Linked DNA regions of Mus musculus: region 1 is linked to region 2. The links are chromatin contacts, found by Hi-C or POLR2A ChIA-PET in ENCODE. All regions are on one chromosome and are shown on one strand. Each heading gives the region's core, a stretch centred on a gene start or an enhancer-like site at or near the end of the contact. The rest is flanking DNA. Distances are from core to core; before and after follow the strand shown.

Region 1 (4,781 bases), core at 1,551-4,050, 42 kb before region 2:
CTTCCTTCCACTCACCTGCCGGTCTTCTCATCCTATTTGTCCACCCTTTAATCAAGCATGGAGTCGCCCATCCTATTTTCTGTTTTTTCACTTATTTTTTTACTCATCCTCCAACTTTTCATTCCTTCATGCACCCATTTACACACACACACACACACACACACACACACACACACACACACACACACACTATTCACTCATTCACACATTCACCTGCCATTCAACAAAATCAGTTCCCAGAAGATACCCTGACCTGTACAGTCACACATGGCTTCACACAGTGCAACATCCACTTCCAAGGCGCTAGCAACCCGGAGACTGCATCTTCCTAGCTCAACCTCCGTCCACCAAAGGCTAGGTGCTTACCAGTCTCTCCCAGCTGAACATCTCTGGGAGGATGGGATTGGCATCGACGGTGCAGACTATATCCACAGAACCCCCAACATTCACCTCAGTAGGGTCCTTCAGGGCACGGATGGTGGGAGCATCTATTGGGAGATAGGTGCTTGATGAAGAAACTTAGCGGGTGAGGGGGGACAGATCTCAGGGAGGAGGAGTGTCTTTCAGGTGTCCAGAATAGTATGGAGGTGGGTACAGCTTGCCCTTTATGGAAGAGAATTCTCAAGATAATAAGCCTGTCTTCATCGTTGTGCCTCTGTGATTATTAGAGTCTGGTATGTGCGCTGGGGGGCGGGGGTATACCAGAACTGTGCTGGGGTGGGGTCAAGAGAACTTGAATGGGCGTGTCGTCCACAGTAAGGAGCAACTCTTGGGAAACCCTAGTTTTCCGGGTTTCTGAGGGGGCTCACAATGCACGTCCAGCTTCAACAGCGCCTCGGCGGTGCCCTCCGAGTTCTGGCAGTGTAGCTGATAAAAGCCATCGTCAGCTCGGGTTACATTCCACAGCTGCAGTGCCCCTCCAGACAGGATGCGGTGCCGGGGACCCCCAGCTGCGGAAGGAGTGGGTCAGGAGCCTGGAAGTCCCGCCCAGCCTCCTGAATCTGAACCCTCCTCCAGGCCCACATCCTACCTGGGCTGAGGCGGTAGCCTCGGAAGGTCCAGTTGAAGGCCTCGGGGGCGGGGTTAGCAGACACGGACACAGGCAGCAGTGCCTGGCCCTGCTCCACCACGGTCACTGCCCGCACTTGCTCTCCCAGGAACTCTGGAGGGTCTTCAGAGGGGGCGACCCAGGAAGTCAAGAGTCGGTAAAGTTAAGGCACAAGTTCAGGGGTTAAGGTTAGGGTCGAGGCCAGGACTAGGGTGGTGGACAGGACAATTGTTAGAACTGAGATCTGGGACAAGGCTCTGGATAGAAGCTAAAACCTGGTAGGATGGTTCAACTGGTAAGATTACTGCCAAACCCGAGTTCAGTGTCGGGAACCCTCAAGGCGGAGGGGTGAGATCCAGCTTCCTTAAATTGTTCTGTGAGACTGGGCGGCGGCCACAGTGCACGCCTTTAATCCCAGTACTTTGGAGGCAGAGGCAAGCGAATCTCTTGTGAGTTCGAGGACAGCCTGGTCTACAGAGCTAGTTCCTGGACAGTGAGGGCTTCACAGAGAAACCCTGTCTCCGAAACCTAAACCCCACAAAAAACAAACAAAATGTTTTTCTTTTGTTTTCTGACCACCTGCTCACCATGGCCCAGACATGAGGGAACACACACAATAATTAGATGTAATTTAAAAAAATCCAAGTGGGGTGTGGTGAGGCATGCCTTTAATCCCAGCTCGTGGGAGACAGAGACAAGTGGATCATTTGTAAGTTCCAAGCCAGCCAGAGCTGTTCAGTCAGATACTGTCTGAAAAAACAAAAACAGCAGAACAAAATACGCAAAGCCAGATATGGCCTTACAGGCTTGCAATCCCAGCACTTCAGAGGCAGTAAACTTTAGAGTTCAGAGACAGGAGGATTGCTGCAAGCTCATGACTTTCCTACTCTTCATATCAAGTTCCAGGTCAGTCAGGACTATTTTAAAACTTTTAAAATTTAACAATTGAGAAGCTAAGATCCAGTTTTGAGGGGAGGAAAAAAAAGATAGCAGCGAGTGCCAAGCTGAGAGTGGAGAGCGTGGATTGGAACTGCTGACAGCCGGAGATCAGGATGAAGGCTAGGAAAGTTACAAACTCGGTAGAGGTCAAGGTGAAGACTCCAGTAGCTGCCGTCTACAGGGGATGGTGCGAGAGGGGCTGTGCTAGGCCTGCGCACTTACATAACACGTTGAGGCGGTAGAAAGAGCTCACGGTTTCACGAAGTGCCTCGCTGTGGGCCCGGCAGGTAACCCGGTGACCGTGGTCTCGGGATGACACCCGAAGAAAAACACTCCTGGATGCAGCGGAGCCTTTGAATGGGGCGCTCTGGGGTTTTGCAGCCACGTCGTCCAGCCTGTGCAAGTTTGAGAAAATGGGTGAGGACCCAGCTGGTCCCGGAAGCTTAGGGCACCGAGGGAGCAGACTGGGGCGGGGGCGGGGGTAACTGAACATGGACGGGATAGGGTTTCCTATAAACTCACCTCTCTCCTTCCTTGTCCAAAGACAAGTTAACTGGAGGGTTGCTGCTGATGCTGACGCAGGTCAAGTTCAAGGCGTCGCCTGGGCGCAGTGCGGACGAGTTGGCCAGGATGGTCAGGTTTGTTGGGGGGACTTAACGGATTAGAGATTCAAAGGCTGAGGAACCTGAGCTACAAGGGTCTACACCGCCCCCTCTCCAACACTCGCCACCCGCTGGGCCTGTGCGCTCACACTGCACCACCAGCTGCGTAGACGCACTGAGCTGACCCGCCTTGCAGGAGAACTTGGCTAGGTTGTCCGGCGGGCCTATGATCAGCACCAGCTCGCGGGAGAAAGTGCTGCCGGACTTCTCCACACTGCCCAGCTGCACACGCCGGGGCTCCTGAGACTGCCGAGGATCGTTCACCGGGCGCGAATCCTGAGTATCCAAATAGGGTGGGTGGCCGTTAGCCCAGAGAGGGCCTTTGTGTGATGAAGGTGCCCTTCTCAACAGCGGCAGCAGGAGTAGGGTCTGAATTTGGGTATCCCTAGTTCTAGCCTCTCCTGCCTGCCTTGGTAGTCTTGGGATCTTTTGTCCATTGTGCACCGCGCCCCCTATCTCCACCCCCACACCTACACACACCACCTACCTCCAGCCCCCCACCCCACCCCCACCTCTCCAGCCCTTTGCTTGCTGCAGGTACCACACCCCCAAACCCAGAACTGTGATATTTACAGAACAGGAAACTCCCTCGGAATTCCCAATACTCTTTCCCTTTTCTTTGCCTCTGTTGTTTTTGCCTTGTTTTGCTTGAGAGGGGATCTCATGTAGCCAGGGTTGACCACAGAGTGAGTCCTCTAAGCAGCCTAACCGAGGATAACCTTGAACTCCTGACCTTCCTGCCTTCAGCTTCCAAGTGCTAGGATTACAAAAGGACTGACTCCCCACAGGTGTGTTTCTTAAAAATTCCCGTCTTCCGCAGGTAAGGCTGTGCTTCCAGAGGATCAGGGTTCAATTCCCAGCACCCACATGGAAGCTAACAACTTACTGTAGCTCTAGTCCTAGGGAACCTGACACACTCTTCTGACCTTCTCAAGGCATTAGGGATGAATGTGGTTCACAGACAAAACATACATGCATATTAAAATTAATAAATAAGAATTTAAAATTTCAAAAACTTTCCACTCTCCCTCCAAACTTCTCGAACCTTTTCCCTAATTCCAATATTAACCCTTAGATATCCCTGCCTCTGTCTCTGCCTCTTTTTCTGCCTCCTTCATCTCTCTGTCCCCCGTCTCTGTCCCTCTCCATATCTTTCTCTTCCCGCCCTTCATTCTTTATTTTTCTTAACATTAGCTTTAATGTGAATGAATTTTCTTTACTATGAATGGAATTATAGTTACTTTATCTCTAGAATTTTCTATTTTGACCCAAAGTTCCTTTTTTTTTTTAATCCTGGAATTATTTTTCCAGAACTTTCCTGGGGGTTCCATTAATTCTCATGGCATTTGTGACTTTCCATAATCTCTAGAGTTTTCCAAGAGATACGGGTGTTTCCACGTTCTGAGGGGGTGGAGAGGACAAGAGGATCAAAAGGCTGAGCAGGGTTTTAATCCAGGCAGAGTCGGGTGATCTCTCTAAATTGGAGACCAGCCTGGTTTACATAATGAGTTCTAGGCCTGCCAGGACTGCATCCTGAAACCCTTCCTGGATCAAAAACAAACAGAATTCAAGGCCAGCCTAGATGACATAACATCGTGTCTTAGGAAAGCAAATGAGAATGAGAGGACAGCTCAGTCAGTAGAGTGTGAGTGGTTTTAGCTCTCTCTCTCTCTCTCTCTCTCTCTCTCTCTCTCACACACACACACACACACACACACACACACACACACACACACACACACACAAGCAGATAAACAGGAAGAAAAAAGGGAAAAGAAAAAAGACAGGAAGGGCGAGAGAGGAAGGTCTCATGCCTTTCCTTTCTTGCTTGGCCCCTACCTTAAGCCAGGTGAGGGAGGGCTCTGGGTTGCCTCCAATGGCCAAGCATACCAGCCTCACCCGAGTTCCAGTCCGGATGCTCTGCCCCTCTGGGGGTCCCTCAATCCACAGCTTCTGGGCCGGGTCTATTGAGAGATGGTGAAGAGACACATTTACATCTGAAGAGAGACGTTTTCATCTGGGCTGGATCCTCAGGGTGAGCTCTGTGAAGCCTGAGGCCTCTTCGGGCTCTGGGTTAAGGCTCACATTTTACATTCAAGGTGAGTGACTTCTTGAAGGTCTCCTTGCTGAAG
Region 2 (5,077 bases), core at 1,741-4,240:
CTGGCTTGTATGACTGGCACCCATTTGCAGTAACATCTGCACACAAGTCAGTCTGTCTCGGGCTTGGGAATTCTGCATCCTTGGACACACACTAGCTGGGAGCATAGCAGCGTTGAGGGCCAGGACGGCTGTGTGCAGGGGGGTAAGGCCTGTGGAATGCACATAGCGAGGGACTTGCACCTGAGCGTCCACCCTGTCCACCTAGCCTGCATGCCACATCAGCCCTGGCCATGACCAGCTCACCTTCGAAGTCTCTGGCTTCCAGATCCACTTGAATGCCGGACTTAAACACAGCCTGGGAGGAGAAGGAAGAGGGGGTGTGGAAGGATCTGCCTAAGCATGGTCCTGGAAACCAGGATCTGGATAACCGGCCCATCCCAGACACCCTGGGTCTGCCAGCTGGACATACCGAAAGGACTCCCGGGAGTCCATAGGTGGCAGCCACGTGCAAGACGGAACGGCCCTGGTGGTCAGTGGCGTTAGGCTCTGCTCCCAGGCTCAGCAGGTCTTCCACAATCAGTGGCTGGTTGGCAGCAGCTGCCACCAGGAGCGGCGTCTGTAAGTCACAAAAAAGTCAGCCTGGACTCCCAGAGCCCTCCCCTCTGACATCAGGAGCCCTCTTCCCCGGCCGCAGAAGTCCTGACACGTGGCCCTTACCTTGCCTTTATGTTCACGAATATCCAGCTGTCGGTACATCTGTAACACCTCGGCCGCAGCATATGCTGCCCAGCGCAGCCCCCGGGCAGCAAACAGGTGCAGGAGCCTGGGGAGGGGCGGGGGGTGGAGCAGCAATGAGAACAGCCCTCACCTGCAGGCAAGCCAGGGGTCCACATCACCCTTTCCCCCTATACTCACGTGTCTCCTTCCTCATCCTGGGCCAGCAGTTGTTGGGGCCCCAGAGCCAATATGTGAGCTCGGGCTGTCTCCAGGGACGGTCCGGTGGGTGAAGGCAACTGTGGGGATCCTGAGGGGAGACTAGAGACTCTCCAGGACCCTACCTGTGACAGGGAAGGCTCAGGATACAGCCGGGTATCCAGAGAGTCCTGGGGGGATAAAGTGGGTGGGGCAAGTCAGTCAACTGAGAATTCTCATCACACAGAACACACAGCCCATGGTCAAATGGGTGAGACCGGGACCTCATGTGTGCCAAATGATTTTAAACCCCAGGACTTCAGTTTTGGCCACAAGGGGGAAAGGATTTTTTTTTTCTCTTTGTCTTTTGAAAGAGGATCTCACTGTGAAGTCCAGGCTAGGCCTGAACTTGAAGCATTTCTGCCCCAGAAGTCTGACTGCTGGGCATGCACTACTATGCCCAGCTTGTTTTAGTTTCTGCTTTGCTACACTACCTAGGTTAGTTTCAACTCATAACTAACTGGCTTCAAATAATGATGCTCTTGTCTCCGCCTCCCAGTGCTGATATTACAGGCATAAGCCAGTGCACTTGGCCCAGGATGGGATCTTAAACCAGTCCCTGACATCTCAGAATACTGAGATTCTCTACTCTCCATCCCTACCTCATGGAGACTGAACCCCATGGCCTCACACATGTGAGGAAAGAGCTGGACCACAGAGCAAAACTCCCAATAGTCTTTCTGTTTTCCACTTATTTTTTCCCTTTATTTAGGAAAAAAAAAAAAAAGGTCCTATTATTGTGGCTAGGGCAATCTAGAACTCATTCTGTAGCCCAGGTAGGTCTTGATCCTTCTACCTCTGCCTCCGGAGTAGCTGGGATGACAAGCCTGCGCCACTAGGCTCAGCACCACTGAGAAGTTTTTAGGGGCCCTTAAGCATCTGTCCCCACCCTATAGTTTACCTCCATCACCAGGGGAAATGGGCCTGACCGGCCTGGGTCTGACGGAGGGTAGAAATCAGGAGTCAGGAAGCCTTCAGAAGCAGAGAATGGGAAAGAGCCCTCTGTATAGGTAGCATGGATGCTAGGGTCCCAGTCTGCAAAGCCTGAAGGGGGAGCCAGGTTGCCAGGTCCGGAATCCACAGTCTCTTGGAAGGCAGGGAAATGAGTATGGCCTGAAACAGAGAGGGTGGTCAGAACCAGCCTGTTATTACAGCCTGGAGACATGGCCAGGGAAGGTAAACCTGGAGTCTCCAGAGGTCCTGAGACACTGAGGAGCTGGGTCCTCCAGTCCTGGGGCATCAGCAAGCTGCGATGCCAGGCCTACTGGATCTCAAGCAACTGGGATCTGAAGTCCTGGAGTCTTAAACCCTGGATGCTTGAAGGACACTATTCATGGACTACTGGGCTACTGAAAACCAACGTCAAATTCCAGGGGTTTTGGTTATAAGACAAGGTGTCTTAGATAGCTCTAGGTGGCCTGGAACTTGCTAGTAAAAAAAAAAAACCACATGACCTCAAACCCAATGGCAATCCGCCCCCCCTCAACTCCGGAGTACTGGGAATATAGACATGTGCAACGATGGCAGGCTGGTCATCAAAATTTCCCATATGGCTCAAGAATAATGAGAGCTGCCTGACTCCTCGGTCCCCAAAGGTCTAAGAGCTGGGATGCCTGAGTCTAAGAGAAGCTGGGCTAGGAGCTAACTTTATTCTTACCTGGCTCTGCCTCATTCACAGATGGAGTCAGTGGCTGGACCAGAGGAGGGGAGAAGTGTCCCTGCAATGTAAAGGAAATGAATTTATGAATCTGGAAGATTCTTCCAGGTCTGTCCCCCACCTGCAGAGCCTCAGAGTCAGGACTACAACTCCCATCTCCCCCAGCGCACATGGCGACTTCCAGAGACTCACCGGCACCCCAGCAGCCTCTGGCTGCTGCTGTCGGCGCCTCTGTTCTTCCAGAAGCTTCTTTACCGTCTGTGTTGGGCAGTGACTACGCTCAGGCCGACTCACTGTGTGTGGGAAGACAGAAGGAAGTCATCAGGAATGTTTAAGTCACCCGAATGCAGCCTCGGTGGCAGCGGTGGGTGGCTGGGAGTGCATGTGGGCGCCCTCCTTTCCTTCGAGCGAGCTGGAGAACTACAAAGCCAACAGAAGATGTTGAGTGCAGGGCCCCGCCTCCGCCATTTCCTTCCTTTTCCTCCACGCTTTTCCTCCGCACCAACTTTCCACCACCGTAGTGGAAACTGAGGAAGTGGGGAGGCTAGCACTTCTCTGAAGCATCTATCTTCTCCGGAGACACCGGGCTCCTCGGAAGCACCACCACATCCGTTAAAAATCCCAACCTAGGCGACCAGGTCCTAACACTAGGAGTGGAGGACTGGGGTTTGCTAATCTCAACTTCCCGAAAAGGCATTTCCAGGTTCCCAATATCTCTGTTTTAACTAGGAGTAGAGGCACACCCCTGCAATCCCAGCGAGGTGGTGGCAGAGGGTCAGGTGTTAAGGCCAGACTCATCTATAAACGAAGTGAGAGGCCAACCTGGACTACCTGAGACCTCTGTCTCAAAACAACAACAAAATGTTTCTCTGTTCTAGAATCTGACATGTGGGGCTGGGCGCAAGGCTGGGTGGATGGTAGAACGTAAGCCCAGAGTCCTCAGCACAGGAAAGGGTGAGTTGCTCCTCTCCAAGTCTTGGGATCACCACTCTTGCTCTAGCCTCTCTGCCAGGATCCACCAAATCAGTAGCGGTGTAGTTCCTCAATGATCCAGGGATCTGGAGTCGCAAAGCTCCCGCCCCCACCTCGGCAAACTTGGGAATAGCAGGGACCAACCATCCCGGAGATGCCCCTGTATCCCATTGGCACAATCCATTCACCCAGAACCCAAGAGTACAGACCCTCAGTCTCCTCTGAGACCTGAAAATCCGGTTCCCTCGACCCAAGAAGAGCAAATCCCCAGCCCAGACTTCCCAGCTCAGACTCCAGCGCGAGAAGGGTTAAAGTCAGCCGAGGACTGACTCGGAAACCCTCGAGACGAGACGCCGCGCGCTGACGTCACGGCGCTAACGCAAGGGAATCTTCCACCTCCCAGTTCCGCTCCGCACGCGCGCGCCGCAGGTGTCTGGCTCGGAGGCGGGGCACGCAGCGAAGCGCGGCGCCCGTGGAATCCCCGCGCACGGGGAATTCCTGTTCGGCCCGGGCACCCTGCACCAGTGGTGCTCTGGGAAGTCCCAGGGCGGGGCTGCTCTCTACCAGAGTGGACTCCTGAGGTCCAGCGCCCGACCTTCGAGGCCCAAACCTGCGTCCATAACCGCAATTTCAAGGATGCAATGCAGCCCCTCCTTGGGTGAAGGAGTCCGGGTCACTTCGTCCTCTTAGAGAACCCCCGGTATCAGGCCTCTCAGTCCTTGCACCCCAACTCCCAAGGATGTCCAACACTCCCAAGGACTCAGAAGTCCAGGATCCCAGCCTCTCCTCTTCAACGTCCAGAATCAATTCTCAGGGCCCAGCTTTACGCTCCAGCCAACCTTCAAAGCATCCAGAAAGGCGCGTTCCTCGCTTTACCCCCAGCTCTTACCTCGAGGATTCTTGGATGCAGACTGTGGGCCCCCAGGGCCGCGGCCTCGGCGTTGCGCCAGCCTCGCTACCTGCCCCGCGGAGCCGCCGCCGGGTCCCCGATCTAAAGCCAGGTCCCCCGCGAGTTTTTAAATTCGTCTTTTGGCCACGCCCGGTTCAAGGCGGAGCCCCGCCCACAGTCCCCGGAGTCCCGGGTGAAGCCGCAGAGCTAACTTAGACTCTGAATGGGAGGGGCTGACCTTGAAGAGTGTCATTACTTGGTCTTCCTGGAAGTAGGTGCTTAAGGGTCCTGCTTTTTCCTAGAGGGGCACATGGGGACCTGGAATTCTGAGTCTCTGGCCAAGGGGATACTGGAGGCCTTGACTTGGCTCTGCATTACTGTTAGTCCTCGAGGAGAAGAGGACCGTGAGTGTAGACCCCATGGCCTCTTGGAGAAGTCTCTAGGCAAGGGCCATATAGGTGCCTTACATCTCTCTTTTCCACGTGGCCGTTCCCTTCTTTAGAGTTAACTTTCATTTATAATGCTTTTTTTCTCCCCGTTTGGTTTCAGTTTTGATTTGAGAGAGAGAGAGAGAGGAGAGAGTAAGGGGAAGGGCAGATTCATGTAGCCCAGGTTGGCCTAGCACTCTAGGTAACTGAGGATAACCT

The links. Hi-C counts contacts between places; a loop is a spot of excess contacts on that map. ChIA-PET counts read pairs that join two places held with the same protein, here RNA polymerase II (POLR2A).
Region 1: POLR2A ChIA-PET joins it to region 2 with 10 read pairs in embryonic stem cell. The contact joins the promoter of Nphs1os here to the promoter of Nfkbid in region 2. A Hi-C loop is called at or near these places in 11 of 37 maps with a recorded cell type or tissue (CH12.LX, Patski, adrenal gland and 3 more). POLR2A ChIA-PET finds 5 or more read pairs at or near these places in 2 of 5 experiments (both embryonic stem cell).

Annotation. Positions count from the first base shown.
Region 1 is chr7:30,463,610-30,468,390 of GRCm38, reverse strand. Nphs1os (nephrosis 1 homolog, nephrin, opposite strand) reads left to right here and starts at 2,800. Exons shown (of 3, transcript NR_004443.2): 1 at 2,800-2,942; 2 at 4,749-4,781. It overlaps Nphs1 (nephrosis 1, nephrin), which reads right to left. Exons shown (of 30, transcript NM_019459.2): 10 at 4,735-4,781; 11 at 4,489-4,613; 12 at 2,739-2,925; 13 at 2,510-2,639; 14 at 2,210-2,382; 15 at 1,031-1,171; 16 at 810-950; 17 at 367-488.
Region 2 is chr7:30,421,188-30,426,264 of GRCm38, reverse strand. Nfkbid (nuclear factor of kappa light polypeptide gene enhancer in B cells inhibitor, delta) reads right to left here and starts at 2,990. Exons shown (of 11, transcript NM_172142.4): 1 at 2,762-2,990; 2 at 2,570-2,630; 3 at 1,814-2,025; 4 at 856-1,043; 5 at 658-763; 6 at 410-556; 7 at 244-295; 8 at 1-149. The coding sequence starts at 1,819.